Linked DNA regions of Mus musculus: regions 1 and 3 are each linked to region 2. The links are chromatin loops, found by intact Hi-C in ENCODE. Cell type or tissue: heart. All regions are shown on one strand. Region 1 overlaps Cmip (c-Maf inducing protein). Region 2 overlaps Cmip (c-Maf inducing protein). Region 3 overlaps Bco1 (beta-carotene oxygenase 1).

What was found. Peaks named below come from ENCODE experiments on the same cell type or tissue, not always from the same donor. Only the 100,000 strongest peaks of a DNase experiment are listed, where the experiment ranks them.
Region 1: a loop joins it to region 2, with 2.3 times the contacts of the local background. A loop is called at or near these places in 3 of 42 quality-filtered maps.
Region 3: a loop joins it to region 2, with 1.9 times the contacts of the local background. A loop is called at or near these places in 3 of 42 quality-filtered maps.

Annotation. Positions count from the first base shown.
Region 1 is chr8:117,293,563-117,301,562 of GRCm38, reverse strand. The region is part of intron 1 of Cmip (c-Maf inducing protein); the gene reads right to left. Among named protein-coding and RNA genes, the nearest start is that of Gm51554, 18 kb to the left of the region's middle. In heart, a CTCF peak has its summit at 3,184; DNase peaks (open chromatin) are centred at 3,182 and 6,521; H3K27ac peaks cover 2,797 bases.
Region 2 is chr8:117,376,124-117,384,123 of GRCm38, reverse strand. It overlaps Cmip (c-Maf inducing protein), which reads right to left. Exons shown (of 21, transcript NM_001163262.1): 2 at 6,924-7,049. Among named protein-coding and RNA genes, the nearest start is that of Gm39260, 43 kb to the left of the region's middle. In heart, CTCF peaks have their summits at 3,210 and 4,793 (motif pointing right); DNase peaks (open chromatin) are centred at 3,153, 4,853 and 5,290; H3K27ac peaks cover 1,230 bases.
Region 3 is chr8:117,103,261-117,111,260 of GRCm38, reverse strand. It overlaps Bco1 (beta-carotene oxygenase 1), which reads right to left. Exons shown (of 11, transcript NM_021486.3): 3 at 5,472-5,601; 4 at 2,479-2,626; 5 at 241-388. Among named protein-coding and RNA genes, the nearest start is that of Bco1, 11 kb to the right of the region's middle. In heart, CTCF peaks have their summits at 1,298 (motif pointing left), 2,037 (motif pointing right) and 3,561; DNase peaks (open chromatin) are centred at 1,070, 1,190 and 3,590.

The DNA.
Region 1 (8,000 bases), 83 kb after region 2:
TTTTGAAGCCCATGCTTCAAAGAATGGGATCTTGGCCTTGCTCCCTGCAAGTCAGTGACCTAACCTCTCTGGCCTCAGTTTCTTTATCTGTAAAATGGGCTAATAACAGTACCAGCCTCCTGGTGTCATTGCTCCCGGCCCTCTACATATGCTTTACATACATGTGCTGAAAGAATAATACTGAGCTGGGCCATAGCTTGGGGTGGTGCTTGCACAACATGCAAGAGGCCCTGGGGTTGGTTTCCAGTAAACCTCTTCCTTCCTCGTCCCCCCCAAAAAATTGAGAAAGTCTTAGATACGTAGGGAGGTTAAAGGGAGGCTGCTAAAGACTCAGCCTCAAATTAAATAAATGTGTGTGTGTGGACACAGACTTGCACTATTAGATACTCGCGACTTCTTACACACCAAAAGAGATATGCAGCAAAGGGCAGAGTGTGCACCCTCACATGGGGGCTCAAAGTTCCAGGGTGTACAAGAACAAACGGGAGTCGTTTCTGTCCACACTCGAGGGAAAGTTTACCCTAGTCCCCAGAATTCTTCTCTTATAGAAGCAGACCAGGAAGGGAGGAGAGGTTGTGACAAGTCAAGGGATACAAGGGAACCATGTGACAAGAGGTCCATGCACCGGGACACACTCTGTGCTGGCATCTGATGCGTGATTCTTATCAACCTCCTCCCCCTTGTCATCACAAGACCGAGTTCTGAGTGAGGCCAGTCGTCCCCCCTCCCCCGACCCAGAGGCCAACAGCGGTGATCATGGGGTTCCAGACCCGTGGACAACCCCGGAATCTCCTCCTGCCTTGCATCCGCTGTGAGAACAAAGGAGTGGATAAACGGTGGAGTGTGGGGATGAGTGAGTCAGGCACAGTCTAAAGGAAATTGAAACCCAGTGCCCATCAAACGTGGGACGTAACAAAGGGGTACAAACGCTGCCATGGGAGCAGAAGATGAGAAGGGAGCTCCCCTCGCCAGCCCCTGGAGCAGAGCAGGATGCCGGGCAGGCAAAGGAAGTCATCCATATGGCTGCCAGGCAACAGCAGCTGAGGGACCAGTGATGCCCTATATGGAAGGAGTTTCCAGGGTCCAAGCCTGGTAGTTTCACATGGGTCAGGGCACTGGGCAGTCTTCTGTGGAAATCCAGAAGGCTGGCATCCTGAGCTCCCAAGTCCCGTGGGGTTGTAGATTAACAGGCTCTCAGATGCCAAGGACCCAATACGCTCTCGGAGCTACCCTAGCCAGATGTCAGCAGCAGGATGACTTATGATCGGGGCTTCTCAGAGAGCACTGTGTCGTCAGGTCCTGAGGGAGCAATGAGAGAGTCCCACAGTCCCTTCTGGAAGCTACCAGCTAGGCTCAGGGTCCCTCGGGAAAGAGCTTGCTAGGAGCCCACCTGGCCAAGCTAAACAGCTCAAGACGTCAGCTCACAATTCTGGGAGGCCTGGAACAGCAGCAGCCCAGCCTGGGCTCACACAGTCTGGGGTAGGTCATCTGCAGAGAACTATACCTCAGGGAAGCTAGGCCAGGCCAAGGTCTATGAAACATACTCAAGACGTAGAGCATCCCATAGAAAGACTTGCCTTAAATGGGTGGTACCTGGCTTTGCCTGGAAGATGCTACCAGACCCTGCAGGCTTTACCTCTGCATAAAGGGACCTCCGAATAGAAACCATCACCTCTTGGAGAGCCTCTCTGGGGAGCCAGGGACCTCAATGAGATCTCCCACAGCCCAGACACCTGGGCCATCTCTGCCACCCTTTTCCAAATGCGGAACTCACTGGCCAGCAGAGGCTAATGGGACTGTATGCCAGGCTGTAGGAGATGTCCCAGGCCTCGTCTTCATGTTGTTTTCTCCTGAATCTGCCTTCTGCCCCCTTCCTTCTCTATTCTGTTAAGCAGAACACCCCTCTCACAGTCTGATGACACTCAGCTAAGGAAGTAGCCCAAAGGCAGAATAGCTTCCAAGCTGGGATTCCCTGGGCTCTGGCCCATCCCCCACTCCCACCCCCTAGTGAACTCTGGGGTCTCTGGGACAGGACACCTATTTCACCCTGGATACTGTGCCTTAAAGGGCCTCGCCTCCATGGAGTCAGCTCAAGAGACACGGGACACCAAGTTCCCTGGAAACCTACGGACAAAGTCCGTCCGATTTAAAGCTGAGACTCCACCCGTGCTGGCGCCCGAGCTGCTGGGCAGCCACCACCCCACCCCAGTGTGCACAGGCTTCATGAAAGAAAAAGCCCAGGTATGATTACTCAACCCGAAGCTTGTTCAGCATACATCAAACGTCAGCTTCTTGTTTATTTCAAGGCCTGGAGGATGGCTCAGTGGGGCAGGAAGCTTGCCACCAAGCCTAATGAGACCTGAACTCAATTCTCAGGACCCGCGTGGTGGAAAGAAAGAACCGACTCCCACAGCCATTTTCTGACCTCTACACGCATATCCTGGTGTGTGTGCATACGTGCGTGTACACAAACACCTTACAACAAATAAATGTAACAAGAAGTTTGAGATACGTCTACTTTAGGTGAGCGGATGCAAAAAGTAACCATAGCGGTCCCTGGGGGTAGGTCCTGTTCTTACTGGTCTCAGCAACCCTAAAGTGGGCTCACTGCTACCTCATAATAGAGATGATAAAACTGAGGCAGCAATGAGCTCACTGCCCTGGATCTGAAAGGTCACAGGCCACATCCTCAGCTTGTCAGATCCAGTGCGTGACTTCACCCAATTCCTTGATCCTACCCTCTTTCCAGTTCCCTCATTTAAGAGACTGGAGGGCAATTATCACATAAATGTACATTGTTGGGGAGATGGAGCCTGAGGAATAGCAGCTCCCTGTCTCCTGGGGACAGGAGGTAGAAAGGAAACTGACAGCCAGTGACACCCTAAGGGACAAGGAGACTCCAAAAGGGAGGGTCCTGGCTTCCAAGAGGAAGTGACAGATCCCACTGGTGTCTTGGACCTCTAGTCGCTTTGCTTCTTGTCCAGCACAAAGGAGAAGAAACGGATCCAGGTTGTCCCGGATACAAGGACACCCGGCTCCTGGGGGAAGTAGCTCAGAGACTCCAGGCAGGGGCTGACCGCAGAAAGACTGTGCTCTGGGTACAGAGCCACTCCAGCCAGACCCCACCAACCTCCCCACGTGGGTCCCGCCCTAAGCAGCCTGTCCCATCCCTCCCTGGACACCAGGGAGGAAATCTGCAACTTCCTTCTTTGCAGGAAATGGAGTGGTCACCGCAGACCGGGCTGTTTTGTTTTTCTCCACTCTGGAGTGTGCGCCAGGACTTATCCGAACTTCTGCACCCCTTGGCCTCCTCTCTCCCATTCACCACACTGCCCAGCCTCCCAGGGCCTTACCGGCCTCCTGCCCTTTGCACAAGCCAGAAGTCCCTACTGGACCAGGGAAGTCCATGCCCTGTGGGATGATAATAACCCTGTCGAGAACAACCACAGGTGACTCTTGGTGAGTATCTCCCATGAGCAAGGGCCAGGCACTAGCCATGAGGCCTTATCATTTAAAGACAGACAGCTTACGGGGACCCGTTCTATGGAGGAGGAACCCAACGTTCAGACAGGAGACCTGGCTTGCTTGAAGCCTTACAGTCCTGCATATCAGAGTAGTCCTGGCTATCTAGGTGGCCCTAAGCATGTGTGGCTCCTGACATCATGTCAGCGGTACGGGCACAACCTACACACTGCGCTGCCTCCAAAGTCCTCTTTCCTAATGTCCTACCTCCTACAAGCAGTGTATCCCTTCCTCCCAGAGGGAAGGGGTCACCCACACTCCACAGTCCTGAGTGTGGAGGAAGGGGCCCCCTCGCTCTGAGGCCAGAGCAGCTACGCACGTGGCTGCTTTCTCAGCCACTAGGTCAACAGAGGCAAATTCTGGGACAGGATCCCGGTTCTCACATCTGCTCAATTCTCAGCACGCATCGGTCGTATGGAAACCACTGACGGGCCCTGATCTGAGTCCCCAGCACTAGGCTCGGGACACACGAGAATGATAAAGACATATCTGAAACTAAACTTGATCTGGGCTACAAGGAGTGGGGTGTTGGAGACACCCCACCAAACTAACCCTTTTCCTTTCCTCGGGAAACTCTTTAGAGAGCCAGGAGGCAGCTAGCATGGAAGATTCTGGAACATTCTCCATCCAGGTAGATGACACTGTTACATTTTTTTGACCTATGTGCTAAATCATTGTCTTTGTTGGAATTACTACTGTTGTGATAAAACGCTGTGATCAAACCAACTTGGGGAGGAAAGGGTTAATCTGGCCTATGCTTCTACCTCATTGTTCATCACTGAAGGGAAATCAAGACAGGAACTCAAACAGCATAGGAACCTGGAGGCAGGAGCTGATGCAGAGGCCATGGAAGAGGACTGCTTACTGGCTTGCTCCCCATGGATTGCTCTGTAGGCGTCCTTTTGTTACCTTACAGGTTCTTCTTTCTTCCACTTTTCTTCACCCCTTTTTTTCCAACCTCCTAACACTAGAAAGGAGGGGAAAAAAAGGGATAGAGAGGAAAGGAAAGAGATCCCTGAATAGGGGGTCAGAAAGGGGGCGATGTTATTGTTAGACTACTTCCTGCTTATTAGAGGCATCGGAGTTCCTTGGGGCAAGTTTGATCTTTGCCACAAAATATCTAATTATTATTTCTTCTTCTTCTTCTTCTTCTTCTTCTTCTTCTTCTTCTTCTTCTTCTTCTTCTTCTTCCTCCTCCTCCTCCTCCTCCTCCTCCTCCTCCTCCTCTTCCTCCTCCTCTTCCTCCTCCTCCTTCTCTTCCTCCTCCTCCTACTACTACTCCTTCTCCTCCTCCTCCTTTCTGTTCTTCTTTGCATGGCTACTTAATAAACCATAACCAACAAAAACCAACAACCAGCCAACCCCCCCCCAACAACCAATAACCACCAACCCCGTCTCTCAGGACCCTAGCATTTACAGACCCTCTGAAAAGTTTCCAGAACTCCAAACATCACACAATTGCAGATGCTATCTGCCGCTGGCCAAACCACACCCCTGCTCGAGGACTGTGCAAATCATAGTCAGCTGCATCCGGGCAGGCCCATTATCCTCACACCTGAGATTAAAATGAAAACATCATATCACATTTCTGGGTTGTTTTCTTTTTTTCTTTTTCTTTCTTTTTTTTCTTTAAGAAACAAAAATTCCAGAATTCTCACCATATTGTTCAGCCTGCTTTCTTATCAAACCCAGGACCTCCAGCCCAGAAATGATTCCAATCACAATGGGCTGCCTCTGCCTTCATCCATCCCTAAGAAAACGTCCTGTATGCTTGCCTGAAGCCTGATTTTATGAAGGCATTTTCTTAATTGAGTCTCCTTCCTCACTGATGACTCTAGCTTGTGTCAAGCTGACACAAAACTAGACAGGACAATCTTTTTTGCACACTCAAGTTTATTTGCTTGAAAGATAAGAAATCAGCTAATAAATAAACCATCTTTCCTAAGACGTTCTAAGAGGAACCACCAGTCCTTAGGCTACACCTGAAACTGAACCAGGTTAGGCTGGCTCTGGTCAACCCTGGAGCCAGTCAGCACTGGGGCAGGGACTTGGCCACCTGGGGTTTGGTTTCCTGTTGGATGTCCCATGTGGGGGTAGGGGTGTCAAAATGCCATGTTCTTGGTGTGTGCCACTCATAGAAACGTTACCACCATTATCCTAACACCCTGTCTCAGTTTCCCAGTGTGTAACAAGTAATTGAACATCAGCTACAGGGGCTCCAAGGCCACCATCTTCAGTCGTTCTTTGTAGGATCCATACCAAGTACCAAGCCTGCCTGCTGCCAGTGAGCAGTAGATCTCATTCCACTTGGCTCTCTGCAGACAACAGGGGCTCCTCCTACCTGTTCTTTACCTGCAGAAGGCCACTAAAGAGAGGGCAACTGCCTCCCCAAGCTGCTTCTAAAGCTACTGCAGCCATGGGAAAGAATGGGCATAGCCAGGGATACCTGTGTGCTAGAACTGCACTCATGACTCTGGGTCACTTGCAAGGGACAGCTGGGTAAAAGGATGCTGCCAGGTAGGAGCCGGGGCCTAGTCCCAGACCCAAGTGTGACTCTTTACTTCTGTGACAATTACTCTTGGATGTCAACTTGATGAGATTCACAATTGCCATGGAGGCAAACCTCTGGGCATGTCCACGAGAGATTATGTAAATTGCTTAATAGAGAAAGGAAGACCTTCAGGTGATGGTGATACACATCTTTGGTCCCAGCACTTTGGAGCTAGAGGCAGGCGGATCTCTGTGAATTCCAGGCCAAGCATTACAGAGCTAGTTTCAGGACGGCCAGGGCTACCCAGAGAAGCCCTGTCTCAAAACAAAACAACAAAAACAACAAGGAAAGGAGAAAGGCAGACACCGCCTAACAGTGAATGGTCTCTCCATCCCGGGCTGGAGGTAAATTAGTGCCAGCATGCGGCTCAGTGCTTCCTGACGGCAGATTCCATGTGACCTCAAGCTCCTGCACTGTGGCTTCTCCGCCATAGTGCAGGACTTCCTTCAGCTGCTCTCTGGCCAAGGAAGCATTGTGCCACAGCAACTAGGACAGTAACTGATGCAACTTCCCATTCAAGTTCCCAAGGAAGATCATTGCAGGGAGTGACTTGGGCTTTCCCTCCCTCCCAGTCCTATTTCATTCAGACTCTCAGCTACACACGCACACACACAAGCACACACGTACATGCATGCACATGTGCACATACATGTATGCACATACATGCACGCGCACGTACACAAGCACACACGTACATGCACACACGCACGTGCATGCACACACATGCACACGGGCGCGCGCGCGCGCACGCGTGCACACCCACACAGAGCTCACTGCTCCAACTCAGCCTGGAATCTCTGCTCTGATCCCAGCCCCGCTTTCCCCTGCTCTCCTCATCTAAGTCTGACTGAGTTTGTTGTGGCCAGCCTTTGTTCTGCTTTTTGGATTCTCCCCCTCTCTCTCCCTCAGCCTCCTCCTCCTCAGAAGCCTTCTCTTCTGCCCTTTGCCCCAAGAAATGCAGTCAGTAGGAAGGAGGTCCCATCAGCATCTCTGTTGTCAACAGTAGTCCTAATGACTGAGCCATCGGGACAGAGGGCAGAGGCCACACCAGGAGCTAAGAAACTGGTGCCTCGTGGCAACTTTTGACTGATACTAAAAGTAGGAGCATTTCCAATGAAAGTGAAGTTGAAGGGGGTAAAAGGGAGAGAAAGAGGGGTACCAATGCCCACCAGGCTGTACTGGAAGGAGACCAGCATCCATTAGCAGCCAGCACCCACCACAGATAGGTAGGCTCCTCTATGGAGCAGCTCTACCTCTTACTTACCCAAAGCAAAAACTGTCCCGTCCCAGGCAGGCTCAGCTAGTCTCCCTTCTGGGAACTTCCCAAGTAACCACTGGCCCTCATTGAGAATGAAAAGCAAACAGCATGCAGACATTCACAGTGCACTGTCTGTAGGCATTTAAAAAAGAGGGAGGGAAAAAAAAAAAGCAGGAAGCAAGGCTTAGCAGGGGGCAGCTTCTTAGAGCATGGCCGGTCCAGAGCTGGTCAACCAACCAGGAGGACTACAAACAAGCTCTGGGGTGGCAGAAGAGATGGGTGGATGGGTGTGGGGGAGGGGGGACAGTGAGAAAGAACTAGTGTGCTGTGATGTTCAAAATGGCATTAAAATAGGCCTACCAGGCATACACATGGGCAGAGTCCCCCTAGGATCACAAAGTCTGCGGAAAGCATCCTTAGCTAGATCCACGAAGTGCAGGAGCTCCAACAAGGAAGGGGGGGCAAATGACCAGGATCTGCTTCTGGGTCCTAGGCTTTGGGACAGGAAGAAATGCAAGAGCAAGCCAGCCATGAGTTTATCGGAAACCATCCAGGCTGGTCTGACTGTGCGGTGCAGGTTGGCTGTGGTCACGTTAAGGAGGGAGACTTTGTAAGCACACAGATATTCCCTTCTTTTAAACTCCCTTGAACACGTTCCTCTCGTACTGT
Region 2 (8,000 bases):
TGCTTATGCTTTTAATATAGCACAATACTGGGAAGTAGTATTGGGGGTGGGGGTGGGGAGGCTCCAAAGACCTGCACAGGCCAACCAGCTGTGGTGGAAAAGGGACTCTGCACATCAAGGCTCTCGTGATGGCAAGATCACCTTGGACTGTCTAGGTGGTCTGGTGAGGTCACACAGTAAGAGGGAGGCAGAAGAGCCAATCGGACTGAAGCACGGAGATGGCTGAGGCCATAGACTCCAAGGAACAACCAGAATCTGAAAGGAAACAGACTCTTTCCTAGACCTAGGAGCAAAGCCCTGGTCACACCCTGTCACTGGCATGAGGCACTTCTGATCCCAGGAGGCAACTTCAGAAGATCCTACTGATCTTGGGATTAGAGTCAAGTCCAGCCTACCCTGGGTTCCCCTGCCACATTCCTGATACTGACTTGTCAGGGTCTACCTGTCTCAATGTTGCCAACAGTCTCATTCCCACCCCTCTTCCTTCTGACACACAGTACAAGCACACACAGTACAAGCACACACAGTTTGGTGACTGTGCCAGTGAGCATGAGCTGGTATGGCATGAAAGGGACCCTTCATTTGTGGGCAGAAGCACTGCTTTTAAGAGTTAGTGCAAGCTGGGCAGTGGTGGTGCACACCTTTAATCCCAGCACTTGGAAGGCAAAGGCAGGTGGATTTCTGAGTTTAAGGCCAGCCTGGTCTACAGAGTGAGTTCCAGGACAGCCAGGGCCATACAGAGAAGCCCTGTCTTGAAAAACCGGGATTAAAAAAATAAAAAGAGTCAGTGCATGATTTAACCCTGTCCCATGCAGGCACAGCAGAAATATCTCAGACGATGTGTACTACAGAGCAGAGCCTCAGGGAACTAGGCAGTGTGAACTGGTAGAAGGAAGCCTTGGCTGTTTTTGAACTACACAGGACTGGGGTTGCTTCCTCGGTGCAGGGGATCCTAGCTCGCCTAATCTATATGATTCTAGCATGGCCTAACACTGCACTGGGAACTCTCCACTTTCACCTACTCCCTCCGGTGCCTGCGCAACTCCTAGCCACACGGGTCATACCCAGAATGCCCCTTCTCCGGGATGACTGCCTCAAGCCTGGCTTTCCTCTGCCCGTGCTCATGTACCGTGACTCTGTCCTGTTCAGTTGTTCTCCTATCTGCAGGCTATGGCTCTGTCAGGTTGTAAACTATGTCTATGTGAGCATCACTGCATTTGCGAAACCCAGAGCAACGGAAGACTGGCTGGCATGTTGAATAAATGAGACAGGAGTGACTGAGGGGACGCATGCGTTCGTGAATATAGGGCAAGGAGGCATGGATGGGAGCATGGGGAGTAAGTAGGAAATGGCTGGAACAATGGGCAGGTAGATGGGTGGGTGGGTGGGTGGATGAGTACATGGTTAAGTACACAGGCAGAAGATGGGGTGGGTAGATAAACGGATAAAAATGTAGATATAAGAGCAAGAGGACAGGGGTGAGAGGAGTGGATAAATGGATACACAGATGCATGGAGGGGTGAGTGGTTAGACGGTTAGGTGTCTATGTGGATGGAAGGATAGAGAGGGCCACAGAGTGGCAAGTGGGTGAATGGGTGGGTGCGCGCGCAGATGGATGGATGCGTAGACATGTGGATGAGGAGGTGAGTGTGTAGACTAATAGATGAAGTAGGTAAGGAGGCAGATGGGAAAGTGGGTAGATGGATGGACGGATGGGTAGGTGTGTATGGAGATGGATGGATGGGTAAGTGTGTATGTATGCAGATGGATGGATGTATAGGGTATATGTAGATGGATGAATGGGTAGGTGTGTATGTATGTAGATATATGGTAGGTATGCATGTATGTGGATGGATGGATGGATGGATAGATGGGCAGGTATGTATGCAGATGGATGGATAAGCAACTGTGTATGTATGTATGTATATATGCAGATGGCTGGCTGGCTAGATGTGTGTGTATGTATGTGGATGGATGGATGGGTAGGTGTGCATGTACATGGATGGACGGGGTATGTATGTTGACAGATAAATGTGTAAGAGAACTACATAGGACTGGGGTTGCTTCCTTGGTGCAGGGGATCCTAGCTTGCCTAATCAATATGATTCTAGCATGGCCTAACACTGCACTGGGAACTCTCCACTTTCACCTACTCCCTCTGGTGCCTGCGCAACTCCTAGCCACCCGGGGCCACACCCAGAATGCCCCTTCTCCGGGATGACTGTCTCAAGCCTGTCTCCAGGTTCTTTTGGATGGACGATGCACAGGCATAGGAGAGGAAAGAAAGGAGGGAGGGAGGAAAATCGTAGGACCGATTCACAGTAAGTAGAGCGTCCATGTACCCATCCCATGGAACTTCAAAGAAATCCCTTCAGCTCTGACAAACCAAGCTCTTGACCACTGTGCTTCTGCTGAGACGAGCATGCATGGACGTATCTTCAGAAGCATGCATGGAGGTACATCCTTGGACACCTGTGTACCACACTTGGTCTATGTGCCTCTGTGGTAACTAAGGAGACAAATACTGTAGTGTGGTTACAAGTGAAGAAAGGAGGCCCAGAAGCCTCCTCTCAGTGCTCGGATCACACCTCAGGCTCATCTCCCTCCTAGCCTGCTTTCCCTGATACCCCTAGGGAGCAGGCAACAGATGTAACCTGGCTCCTGTGGATATGGGAGCTGCTCTGCCTCTTGACAGTCAATGAAAAACATGGCACCCGTTGGCCAGCATTGAGAACAGGGTGGACCAGGTGATGTATGACAAAGGTGAGATTCCCCCCACCCCGCCCCCCAGCAGAGGATGCCAGGAGACACTCTTGAATCTCAGTATAGGCCTCCCCAGGTGGATTCTGGCAGAGGACAAGTTTGCCTGGCTATGCTGCAGCCAGAAGGAGAGCCTCTGTCAAGTTCCCTTGAAGCCAAGGCTGGCGGCAGAGAGGAGACAGGACAACCCAGATCCCAGGGAACACCAGGCACAGTGAGTGGCCGGAGAGTGACTTGGAGGAGAATCCCCTAAAACCCCGGAGGGAGTCCACAGCCTACCTTGCCCCCCATGGCCCCAGGCTGGCTCTGGTGGCTCTCTGCCTGTGTCTGGCGCTAACCTTCCCACAGGGCTGGCTCCAGGCAAGCCTGCCCAACTTCCTCAGCGAGGCTGCCAAGTTCTAACTCATTGTTGCATTGTCCTCGAGGTGAGAAAAACAGCCTGGAGCCTGCAGGGACTGTTCCCAAGTTCAGCTTCCTGGCCCAATCTCCAGGAAAAACAGCTAAGAGCAGCCGGGAAAGCTCACTTGCTCTTGCGCGCTCTCTCTCTGTCTCTGTGTGTCTCTGTCTCTCTCTCTCTTCCTCTCCTATCCTCTTCCTTCCAGTAAGAAGGGAACAGTTGTCCATCTCCAGTGGGGCTTTCGAGACCCGGTAATGAGTGTGTGTGTGTGTGTGTGTGTGTGTGTGTGTGTGTGTGTGTAGGCACTGTCAGAAAGGAGGGCCCACTTTCCCTCCTTATTTAAACCACCTTGGGCTCTGTCTGCTCTTCCTTATGCCTTTTGCCTCCAGGTACTGTATTATTCCTTAGTGCTTAGCACTTAACCAGAAGGCACCAACAAGGTGCCTCAAGTAGGGCACACACAGTGTAGGTAGGTGCATAGAAGCTGGTCTCCTCACAAGAGCTCGATGTAAGGGGGAAACAAGATTAGCAGGCCTCTGTTGTTGCCGGGCCTCTAACAAGTGCTTAGGGAGGTCACACTAAAATCCCAGAAAGCCCAGGACCACTGACTGGCCCCCATGCTGGGCACTGGCACCTTGTCTACTGCACCTACAGGAGGCTTACACTCTGCTACTTAAGAGGCATGCCTAGGAAGGTTCATTCTTTCTGGAACTCCCAAGTCAGGTCCCCTGCAGGGGCTGGACTTCCAGTAAGAAAGTTATCGATCTAAGAAAACCAGAATGCGAACTGGAGAAGGAAGACAGAGATGGCTGCTCTGAGGCTAAGGAGACATTAAAGAAGGAGCAAACAGCAAAAGCTAGAGAGGGAGGGAGAAAGGAAGAAGGACAGACGGACACAGAGACAGAGGGGGATGAAGGGAGGAGAGAGACGGAGGACTAGAAAACACAGAAGGAACTAAGTGAGCCCTGGCACTCAGTGTGACTCAGGACGGAGAAAGCGCAGTTTCCAATCAATAGCATCAATTAAACCTGAACTCACGTCACCACAGAGGCCGGTGGCTGCAGTACTCATGCTCACTGCAAAACACTCCCGGACCTCTGTTATTCTGCAACAGGCCCACGGCGCTTCCACTAGACCACAACCCCTGGGCTGTGACCCTTTAGCCTACCTGACTGCTATCCCTCAGGTCCCTTCCCACCCGAGGGCCAATGCTCGATTATCGACTATCGTGACACACTGCGTGACAAAAGATCAGAATGCTCAGCAGGGACTCTAACCAGCAGCTCTGGTCTCGCCCTGGGGAACCGAGGAGCCATACACAATTACAGAGTCTAGGAAGGAGGCAAGGACAGACAGCCAACTTAATGTGCCTCCTTTGGCCCGATAGAGGTACAAGCAGAAGGGAGATCCCAGGGGTGGGCAGGGGCAAGGCTGCACCCACCTAACTCTCTGAAGGGAGACTGCGCTGCTTCCCTGAGATAGGCTCCGGATCACAGCAGTAGCTGGTGCGGCCTCCTCTCTTCTCCTCTCTTCTCCTTCCTTCTTCTCTCCTCCTCTGCTGCTCCTGCCTCTGGCAGAGCAGCCACCAAGCAGGGGCGGCAAGCGTGGAGGATGCTGGGGCAGCCTGGTTTGTCAGCCCGCAGGGGGAGCTCTGACGTCGCTCAGCCCACTGCAGCCTGGGAGAGTCATCACTACCACCAGCCAAGGGCCATGGCCAGGTTAAAGGGACATGCCCAGAGCTGGCCAGTGTGTCTTACTCCTCTGACCAGGGGTGGGGATGGTGGGGGTGGTGATGCTCTAGCCCTGGAAACAAAAGGCCGTTCTGCTAATACGTGGTGATCACCATCAACAGAGAAAACAGGGCTCCCTGGCTATTTCCCACATGTCCAGCCTTCTGCCCCTTAGCCCCTGATCTGTTGTCTAGGATCCCCTCTGTCCCTTAAGAGCTTTCTATGGCTCCCCAGTGTCCTCAGTATATAGTCTGAGGCTGACAAGACCACATCATCTAGATGCAGTCACGGGCAGTCACGGGCATCGACCTCACTCCTACCAGAGAGCCCCCTCCCACACTCATACTAGGTGTGCCCCTCTCTGGGGCACCCTCCTACTCATCCCTCTGCACCCCATATCAGTGTACATCCCTGGGGTGCAGCTGTCTCCCGAGGCCTGGTGAGTCACCCTCCCCTCCCCCTCCCGTCCCAGTCCTCTGGGATTCGTCTGTGTCTGAGTTGCAGCTTCTTCGGTAATCATGTGTTTATGGCTCAGTCTCCCCAGAGGCTGACAGTGAGGATGAGGATGGGGTTGTAGGGGCCAGAGAGAGGGGCAGGCTTGAAGCTGCATAACTGAGCAGTAAAGGCATTTCCAGAAGGCTGCCCTGCTGCCCTTCAGGGCCCTCCTTGTCTTGGCCACTGTTGCTCATGGGGTCAACCAGCCCCACAGGGCCTGGCATTGAGCAGCCTTGCAAAGATCCAGTGCTACAGTCTTCAGGGCAAGGGAAACAGAAGAGAGGCAGAGAGACCAAGGGAGGCATGGCAGAGGCTGGTTAGTCCCCCCTAAAGACAAGGAGACAGCCGGGCAGTGGTGGTGCACGCCTTTAGTCCTAGCACTCGGGAGGCAGAGGCAGGTGGATTTCTGAGTTCGAGGCCAGCCTGGTCTACAGAGTGAGTTCCAGGACAGCCAGGGGCTATACAGAGAAACCCTGTCTTGAAAACACAAAAACAAACAAACAAACAAACAAACAAAGGACAAGGAGACAACAGAGGGAACCAGGGGGCTCTGCTGGCCAGAGGGGACATGATGAAGATAGGGGGTGGGTGGGTCACAGAGGGCAGAGCACGGTGGCTGAGTTCCAAGATGGGCTACAGCAGGCATGGCTTTGGATGTCCTCTAAGAGAAGACAATATGGACAGGGATGTGTCACACAGTATCCCTCACACGGCTGCGGGTCAACTGCTCTCCTGCCTCAGGATGGTACCAGAAGGGCCATCAGCTGCTATGGTCAAAGGTGAGGATGGGGCCAGAGAATACAGCATACTCCCAAGCGACCAGCAAGGCCAGCCTGGATCCTCCATGAGGTTCGGGGCGGGGGGGTGGGGGGTGGAGAAGAAAGAATAGAGTTAGGAATTCTAAGCCAATCTTTAGGGTGGCCACCCTCCTCCTTTCCCACCATAAACTGACAGTGTGCTACACCATGGAGGGAGGGGCAAAAACTAAGTCTTGGTGACATCATTTGCCACCCGACCCGGGATCCCGCTGTTCTTTGCAAACCTCCTCCTGAACTTCTCAGCCATTTTAACAGCACAACCTATTCCTGTTCAACCTTCAGTCCTAATGATATTCGTGTCGTTTTCGACCTACGTGCTCACAGACACGCAGAGCCAGTACTTCCATTGTTTGCCAACACAAAACTGAGCTAACCAAAAAGATACAGGACACAATCCTCACTTAAGTCCAGCAGACAGCAAGCAGATCCACAACGAGGTGAGCCTCACAAGTTCCGAAGCCCATCTGGCCCGGGGACTCATTTTCGGCATTTTCAAAGCTGAGGCTACAGAGTTCAATTTTTCGAGACCCAGGAGGACGAGCAAGCTCCTAGACAGTGAGCAGCATGCAGCAGGTGTTTAATCCCTGCACGGCCCTCCCGAGAGTCTTTAATACCTTCGTGACTTTTAAGTTGACCAAAGCTAAGGTCTACAGAGGGAGCAGGTGAGAAGAGGATGAGGGACCGGGAGGAAAGAAACTGCTGGGTCATGCTTACTCTTCCTACCTGCAGCAGGACGGTCCCTCCGGGGATCGTGAGCTGTAAACAGTACTTCGGGGCGTTCTCCCAGGACAGCGGCTGAACGTCTTCAATGGCGCTGTAGGAGACCGAGTTTTCCATGTACCCAGACGGCTGTGCCAAAGAGAGAAAAACAAGAGCCTGTGAGAAGACAGCGCCATCACAGAAAGGAAGCTACCCAGGGACCAAAGGACCAGCTCTTGGCTGCCAGCATCCCGCTGTGGGGAGGGGCTGTGGAGGGAATTCATTCCACACCTAGGGTGCAAAATGAAGAAAAGGCAAGGGAACCCTCAGGTCAAAGGTGAGGGGTCACCCCCTGGTGACCACAGGCCCCAGCACAGGGCAGAGCTTGAATCTTAGCATCCCTCCCCAGTGCACCATCCTCCAAAGGCTCCTAACAGGTCCACCCCATGGAAATCACTCCTTACAGAAGCCTACAGACAGGACCTCTGACCCATCACGCTTCCTTGCCCCCAAAGCCCACAGAGCACATGCTGTCTTTCTTCAGTGCCCTGGACCACCACATGGCTCAATAGCATGTATTGAGAGAAAGCATAAGCATGGATCAGTGATAGGGGAAGAAGGCAAGACAGGCCTCAAGCCATCCATCCACACTGCCTCTAAGGGAGTCCCACCATCCCAGAGAAGCATCAGGGAAGCACATAGGCCATCGAGCCCTGCTAGGGTCTTCAATACCCCACATCCAAAATGCCAGAGGTCGGGGCAATCCGTGAAGACTGAAGACGTGCGGCAAGCTAAGACAAACGGCAACCTCCCACAGACCCCCATCATCGCACACACACATACACTGTTTCAGGAGCTCCAAGAGTGGAATGTCACAATGACTTTAGGGAGGAGGTGGCAGGGCCATCCATAGGGCACCCAGGTCTTGTGACCTTCCCACAGCTAAGAGTGAATGAATGTGTATACGATGCTATGCTGAAACAGGGAGGTGCGATTTAAAGTTCACAGCCTGGGTGAATATTTTCCCAGACACTTAGGCTTCTGATTTTTTTTTTTTCTTTTCCAACTGACAAGTACTGGCAGTGAGGGGAGCTGATGGCT
Region 3 (8,000 bases), 270 kb after region 2:
AAAACTCAGGAAGTTAAAATAGTGTCAGTATTTCTTTTGTCCAAAATAATCTCAGAAATCTCTCTTTTATGTTTAAAGGAGAAAACTGAGTTTCCCCCCAAAGAACCTTTGCCTCCGACTAAATGACAAAACTGACTTTAAGGTCATCTGAATAATCTATGAAATGTGTCACAAGCACAAATCCTGACTCTTCAGTCAGGGTCACCCAGCTGTCTTTCTTAGATCCCTAGTGTGACTTACCTGGCACTGTGGCAGGGATCTTAAATATCACGTATTTTGTCCTCCCTTTGTCCACGACGGATGTGCCCATGTTAAGGACATTCCCAGCCTCGTCATAATGAGGGTGCGAGGTAGCCAGGTTTACCGCCACATACTTCCGGTAATCAACCTGTAAAATACAATAGCCACTCCGTTTTGTAAAGATGAGGAGATGGGATCCCGTGGACACCTGACTTGGCCTAGGTGTAGAACGAGGGTAGATCTCTTTGAATATCTCCTGACTGAGAGGAAAAAAGGCATAATTCACCTTTTAAGAGATGTTTAGTCTCATGACCGAATATGAGCTTATATTTCTTCTGCGGCAGAAGTTCGTTGTGGGGAGCTAGTGAGCCGCAATGTTTTGTTTGTTTGTTTTTGTGCCTGTGGCTCCCATCCCACTTGCTGGTTTGTCAGGATCCTCAGCATAGAGATGGGTTGCCTCACGAAAGAAGGCTGGAAGCCATGGTGGAGACAGCTAGATCACCACCTTCCAGCCAGTCTCAGCCACTTCTCTGTGTCGAGCCTATGAAGTTCTTTCAATTCACCCCTTTTGGGAGTCCACAGAGACAGAGACGCAGCTCTTCATGCCTCTCATGATTATACTCTGGAAACAGAGCATCTAAAACCATTTACTTAAAGCAGGAATTCTACTAACAAATTGAACGATGACCCCTGCTCAGAACGGACCACAGCCTGAGAACCGTGGGATGGCTAGGCTCTAGCTATTTGCCCTTCTCCGGGACAACACAAGAAGAAGCCAAGAGTTAGGTCGGGCTCTGGCCCTTCCGGTATTTCCCAGCATGCACCAGTTGGGCCCTTGCCACCTAGTTTACAAGGAACTGGACGTAATTTCCCGGCTAAGATAGGTATTCAATTTAGCAGATCGCTCAAGTGCCTAATGACATCACTGTGGCTTTGAACAGGTAGCTGGAGCAAACTGACACGGGGATCTATTGATTTTCAGGGGAATGTTAGCCCGGTGCTTCCCAGGAAGCGGTTCTGTCTGCTGGTGCCCTTGCTCTCTAAGTAATACCTCCCTCTGCAGGTCACCCTGGGTAGAACACCCTGGGTCCTATAAGAACTACAGATACGATTTTGAGTTGTACCATCTTTCAAACATACAAAAGGAAGTCCGAACCCCAGCGCTTGTGAATGTGATCTCACGTGGCAGTAACATCTTTGGATATGTAATCACCACAAGATGATGCTGTACCACGTGGGCTGTGGGCTTACGACTTGCGTGCTTATAGAACACGGGGAATTGGAACACACAGACACAAAGGGAATACCATGGGACTGAGAAGGTGGAGATTCAAGTGATATGTCTATGAGCTGAGGAACACCGAGGACCGGCGCGAAGTCCAGGACCTGGGAGGAACAGAAAGGAGACCCTCTAAAACCTGCCAGAGCCTGGCTCTACATATTGGATTTAGAATTGTGTCTTCCATAAATGCAAGACAGTAGGGCTCTGTTATTTTAAGCCACTTAACCCTAATCCACTTTTAGGGGCGAGGATTTTTTTTTTTTTTTTTTTTTTTTTTTTTTTTTTTTTTTTTGCTTTTTCGAGACAGGGTTTCTCTGTATAGTTTTGGCTGTCCTGGAACTCACTCTGTAGGCCAGGCTGGCCTCGAACTCAGAAATCCGCCTGCCTCTGCCTCCCGAGTGCTGGGATTAAAGTGCGCCACCACGCCCGGCGAGGATATGTTCTATAGGTTTGTTTCTATATATTTTTTAAAAAGTGTATGTGCATGTGCGAGCATGTGCAGTACCCACACAGGCCAGAAGGGGGCACCAGATCCCCTGGAGCTGGAGTTACAAGTTATAGCCTGGGTGCTAAGAACTGAACTCAGATCATCTGAAAGAGTGCGGTACATGTTTTTAACCACTGAGCCATCTCTCGGCCCTATGGGAACACATGAAAAAGTCGTCATGAGGCGATTTCACCACATAGGCATCATGGAGTTTATCCGATAAAATAGCTACAGTGTCGTTAGGTAGAACCATCTTTGGGATCCCGATCACGCATGCATGTGTCCTGTAGTTGACTGAAATATACTTAAGCCACACATGACTGTGCTGTAAATAAGAGTCAGTGGGAATGAGGGCAGGCACAAAGATGGACAGCATGCAGAGCACCATGCTAAGGCAGCTGAGACACTAGAGAAGGCTTGTGGGCAGCTTAGGGGTCAGGAATGGACACTGACTATAAGCCTACCGTACCTTCTCCAAGGTCTCTAGGGTCTGGGGGTCGATTTTCCTGATGTAGTTGGTCTCCGTGGTTGCATAGAAGTCTTCTCCACATTTCATGATGTTGATCAGACAGTTGTCTGTGAAGTCGGGGATGGTGTGAGACAAGTAGGAGAAAGCTCTGGAAAGAGAGAAAACAGGCTGTGTTAGTGGCTGTGCCTGGCCGGCTGGGAAGTTCTGCCTTTTCGCCATTTAACATGTCCTGCTTCAGCGGTGAGAAAAGACTCTCAATGGGTCACTTGAGGAATCTAGGGGACCCAGGTATGAGGCTCCCTGCACAATCCACAACATGGAGCCAGGCAGCAAGTGAGGTGCTGGGGCAGTGTGGCCACACCACACTCCTCCTGAGTGTCAGGAGTGCAGGGGTCTATTCAGCTAGAGCCAGCAGGAACCGGGATGCTTCTAACTATTTTAAGTAGCCATATAGATATCAGACTTGTACCCGTAATACAAACCTAGTAAAAGCGTTAATCTCTGCTCTGGCAAGATCCGAATCCCTACTGAGTATTTAAAGATTTGTTCAAGAAATTATTTGTGGGTTTGTTTGTTTGTTCTTCTCTTTTCTTTTGAAACAAGGTTTCATTCATCCCAGGCTAGCCGCAAACTTGCTATGTACCCAAGGATATCCTTGAATTTCTGATTATCCTGCCTCCACCTTCTGAGTGTGTGACTAGGCATGGTCACACACATGCCAGCAACCCAAAGGCTGTGTGACCAGAGACAGTGGGATTGCTGGGGACTCGCTGCCAGAGAGCTTAGCTCCAAGTTTAATCAGAGACTCTGTCCAGACCTGGAGCGCTGGTCTGGTTTAAGCTTGCGCTGGCGATCAAACCCAGGGCTTTGTGGGAACATTCTACTAACTGAGCTCCATCCTCAGCCTTGTAATTCATTTTTGGCAAAAAAAAAAAAGGGGGGGGGAAGCGCATGTTCGTTAAGACTCGGGGTGCGTTTCACCAAATGGCAAACTGCAAACAGGAAGAGAACCCAAGGGGGGTTGAGTGGTACAAATGGCAAAGACTGGATGCAAGCGTTGAGTGGTGCTCCCCCTAGCGACAGAGGATATCACTGCAGGGAGTCTCCTCCAGGTAAGGCTTTGAAGTCCTTCAGGCCCACTCCCTTCTCTCTGTTGACGCCACCCCAGCTCAGCCCCATCTGCAAGGGCAAGTCGCCCTGTTCCAGGGAAGGGTGATGTCAGCCTCAGAAGAGCAGAAGCAGTTTCCCTATCTCTGGCAATCCACCCTAAATCTTTCCATGGCTCTCTGAAGTGTGTCTGAAGGGAGACAGGGAGAGCAGGCCTGACTCTCTAGACAAGAATTTAATTGCTGAATGTGTAATTCACGCACTCATCTGCTTCATAACCCAGATGACTTCAGATGTGTTCCAGAAACATCTCCCCACCCTGCCGTTCCCCAGCTTCCCACCCCCTTGACTCTCCTCTGGGATCTCTTTATGCCCTCCCTGCACAAGCAAAAATACATCTAGACTTCTGCCTTTTCCCTCCCTGAACCCAGAATGCACTTATGTGCCTTGCTTTGAGAAAGGGGTGCATGTGTGTGTATGTATGTGTATATATGTGTGTATGTGTTCGACTATGTGTTCATGTATATGTGTGTATGAGAGGGGTATGTGTGCATATGTGTGTGTATGTGTGTGTACGTGTGTGTATGTGTATGTGTCTGTGAATGTGTGTATATGTGTGTGTGTGTATAGTTCACTTGTGTGCAGGTCCGTGTACCTGAGCACATATGCACAGAGGACCAGAAGCAGACGTCCACTGCTCTGCCTCTCACTCTCTCTCACACTCTCTTGAGGCAAGGTCTCTGATTAGACCTGGAGCTAGGCTGGCTGGCTGCAGACTGCTGCACTGAGACTACAGGCGTGCTTCTACCATGCTTAGTTCTGGGGACTTGAACTCAGGACTCCGTGCTTTCTCTCAACAAGTGCTCTGACCCACCCATCATCTATCTCCCCCAGCTGTCCTGGCTGCTCGTGTGTGTCAACTTGTCACAAGCTAGAGTCCTCAGAGAGGAAGGAGCCCCAATTAAGCAAATGCCTCCATGAGATCCAGCTGTAAGGCATTTTCTCAATTAGTGATCAGTGGGGGAGGGCCCAGCTCATTGTGGGTGGTGCCATCCCTGGGCTGGTGGTCCTGGGTCCTATAAGAAAGCAGGCTGAGCAAGCCATGAGGAGCATGCCAGTAAGCAGCACCCCTCCATGACCTCTGCATCAGCTCTTGCGTCCAGGTTCCTGCCCTGTTTGAGTTCCTGTCCTAACTTCCTCGGTGATAAACAGCAATGTGGAAGTGTAAGCTTCTTCTTCAACTTACTTTTGGGCCATGGTCAGTTTTCCCCCTAGTAATAGAAATCCTAAGATACCAGCCCTACCCTGCTTTAAAACAACAGCAACATCATCAACATCACCAACATCATCAACATCCTCATCATCAACATCCTCCTCCTCATCATCAACTGTTGAACTTACTATACCTTAGGGTTGATTTGCACAGTAGCGTGAGCTAGCAGCCTCATGCCTTTCAGCCCCACTGAGGCACTTTCTTAAACACTTTTGCTGTTCTGTGTCCAACCAGACTGCTGGCAAGGACATTTAGGTTGGTTGCAGCTTTTATCATAACAAAATGACATAGCCAGGAATAACTTTGTCTATTTGTCATTTAAGACTCGAGCAAGTGTATCTCTAGACCAAAGGGAACACACATTTGTAACTTTGACTGATCATGCCCAAACCCTCTCCCACCAGCCAGGCAGGTGAACGATTTGTCAAGTGCTCTTCGCTTCCCTCGCTATCACTGATCAAGAATCTGTGGCCACAGGCCGGCCACAGTGGTTTCAGCTGGGGGTTTTAATCTATCCCCCAAAGAAAACTAATACAGGAGAAAATGTGCGCTGTTCTGAGCATCAGAAATATCCAAAAGTATGAATTTGTCAAGATCCAGAAGGGACTGTTACTTGGAAAAGATGTTTTTGCAGGGGTCCGGGTAGGCCATGGTTCCGAACTCAGACACCACGATTCTGTTGGCCTCAATGTTGGCGATGTAGGTGTCACTCTGCAGGTATTTGCTCCTGTAGAAGACCTCCCCTGAAACAGAAGCAGAGGCTTGTCAGCCTGACACCTTTGGGGGACCTATGGCATTGATGTCAGCCATTCTAGGGGCTTTACTGGGGTCCAGAGGGAGGTTGGTTAACCCTGACCAGCCTCTGTCGTGCGAGTGTGGACTACAGTGAGAAGGGAGTTTGAAGTGTAAGTTCATTTGCACACATTTTTTTTAAAAAGTGGATGTGTGTCAAAGAGAAGGGGGAGGGGCAGGAGAGGGAGAGGTGGAGGGGAAGGGGAGGGAGAGGGAGACAAGAAGGGAGTGAATTGGGGAGGGGGAAGGGAGGGGAATGGAAGGTAGAGGTAGAGAGAGAGGGAGAGAGAGATGGGAAGGGAGTAGGGGTGGAGGAGGGGGAGAAAGAAGGAGATGGGAACAGAGTGGGGGAGTGGGAGGAGAAGGGGGATGGGGATGGGAAGGGAGTCGAAGGGGGAGGGGAGGGAGAGGATGACCCTGATTTTAAGAGCCAGAGGCTGGGAGGACAGAGTGAAACAGTGCATTCCAGACTCAAGAGAACTGCTGAACTCAGGGACTCAGTGACTGTTTGCCTGCATGACATCAAGACAGTCGACTTTGTATAGAGATGGGCTCACAACCCTCCACTCCTAGATGAAGAGTGATTGGCAGTTGTGGGCTGCAAGGAGAGGGAGAGAAAAAGAGGGGAAGGGAAAGGGAGAGTGAGAGTCAGAGGGAGAGGAGGAGGAGGAGGAGGAGGAGGAGGAGGAGGAGAGAGAGAGAGAGAGAGAGAGAGAGAGAGTCAGTTCTCTTTAAAGGAGTGATCCCAGGCTTCAGAGGACCACCCCACATCTATGGCATATATGGGCAGCACTAACTAGACTCGGTGGGTTATAAAGATGGAGTAAGATAAAGTAAAAGATGAGAAGGGAAGGGGGGAGATGGCTCTGTGCATAAAGGCACTGATGTCAAGTTGGATGGCCTGAGTTTGATCCCTAGAACCCACATGGTGGAAGGAAAGCACTCTCTGCCCCACCCCCCACACACATGTATTTGTGTACACACACACACACACACACACACACACACACACACACAAATAAATAAAATATAAAATGAAATATTTTGCCCCTTCCACTCCGCCCTTCGATAGGCGGAGGGAGAGCTGGCCCTGTCCCTCCCCAGCTGCAGCACTCAGGATAGCAGCCCTGACCCTCGTCTGCACAGCACAGTGGAGCTGGCCCTGGTGTTGTGGATGTAGCTGAGTTTGCCTCAAGGGCATGAGAACTAGAGAGTAGGCCCTGCCCCCTTGCCGGTTGTGGCATTAGGTGACCTAGCCAGAGCAGTGCTGGAGAACTGTCTCTGGTGGTATGGGTAAGGGAGAGCTGGCTGGCTGACCAACTCAGCTACCATCCAGGCCCAGATCTAGGGCTTTGAGTTGGCCCACCCCAACATCTATCCCATTAATGCCTCCATCATGCCCATGAAGGGCCTGGTCCTGCAGATGGAAAGCTGCAGAATATATATGACACAGGGCAACAACAAGATATCTGAGAGGAGTTCTAGGGAGTATTGATAGTGTCACAGAAGCCAAAGGCCTAGAACGAGACCAATAACTCATTACAATGAACGTTTGTTGCAGGGTATTAGATCACAGCACTGTGGACCCCGAGACTATGTTATTTACTGAAAAAAAAAAAAGTTGGGTGTGGCTCAGCTCTTAGTATACGCCTTTAATCCCAAACACTAAAGGCAAAGTTAGTTTGTAGAAGGCAGCACCCATGTTTGAAAGCGACTTCTAGTTGAGTGGCAGACAAAGTGGTGAATCAGAGAAAGATTTGACAGAACAGGATCTGCCCAACTCTCCTGAGAAGAGAGAGGAAAGGGAAGCTACTTAAGAGAGCAGTGCAGAGAGAGACGAGGAGGCAGTTTTACTAGGACAGGTAGTATAGAGAGTCAGGTTGCAGTGAGAGAGAGCAAGCTAGATACAGGTGAAGACAGAATGAGCCAGAGAATGAGAAAGAGCCAGAAGATTACAACATATTGACAAAGCTATTATGAGGCTAAGCAGAGCAATTCAGGAAAAGCTGAGAGAAGCCAGATTGAATCAGTTAGTGTGCAGAGGAATTTTGAGCCAGAACTGCTGAGCTGACCAGCCAGTCTGAGTTCAGGTAGCGCTAGAAAGGGTGAGCTTATTCAGCAGCAAGTCTCAGAGGCTGAAAACATTCTAGGCCTAGATTAGATTGTATGGAGGCTAGAAGCTCCCAGGACTAGACCTAAGTTAGCAGACAGAGGCAGTAAGCTTCAGAGACTACACTTACTATACAGGCAAATAAAAGATACATTTATAAACATTTGCAAGTAACGATGTTTGGACAAAAGGGCATACTATGTCACACACATGACACACAAAAGAAAAAGAAACAGTAAT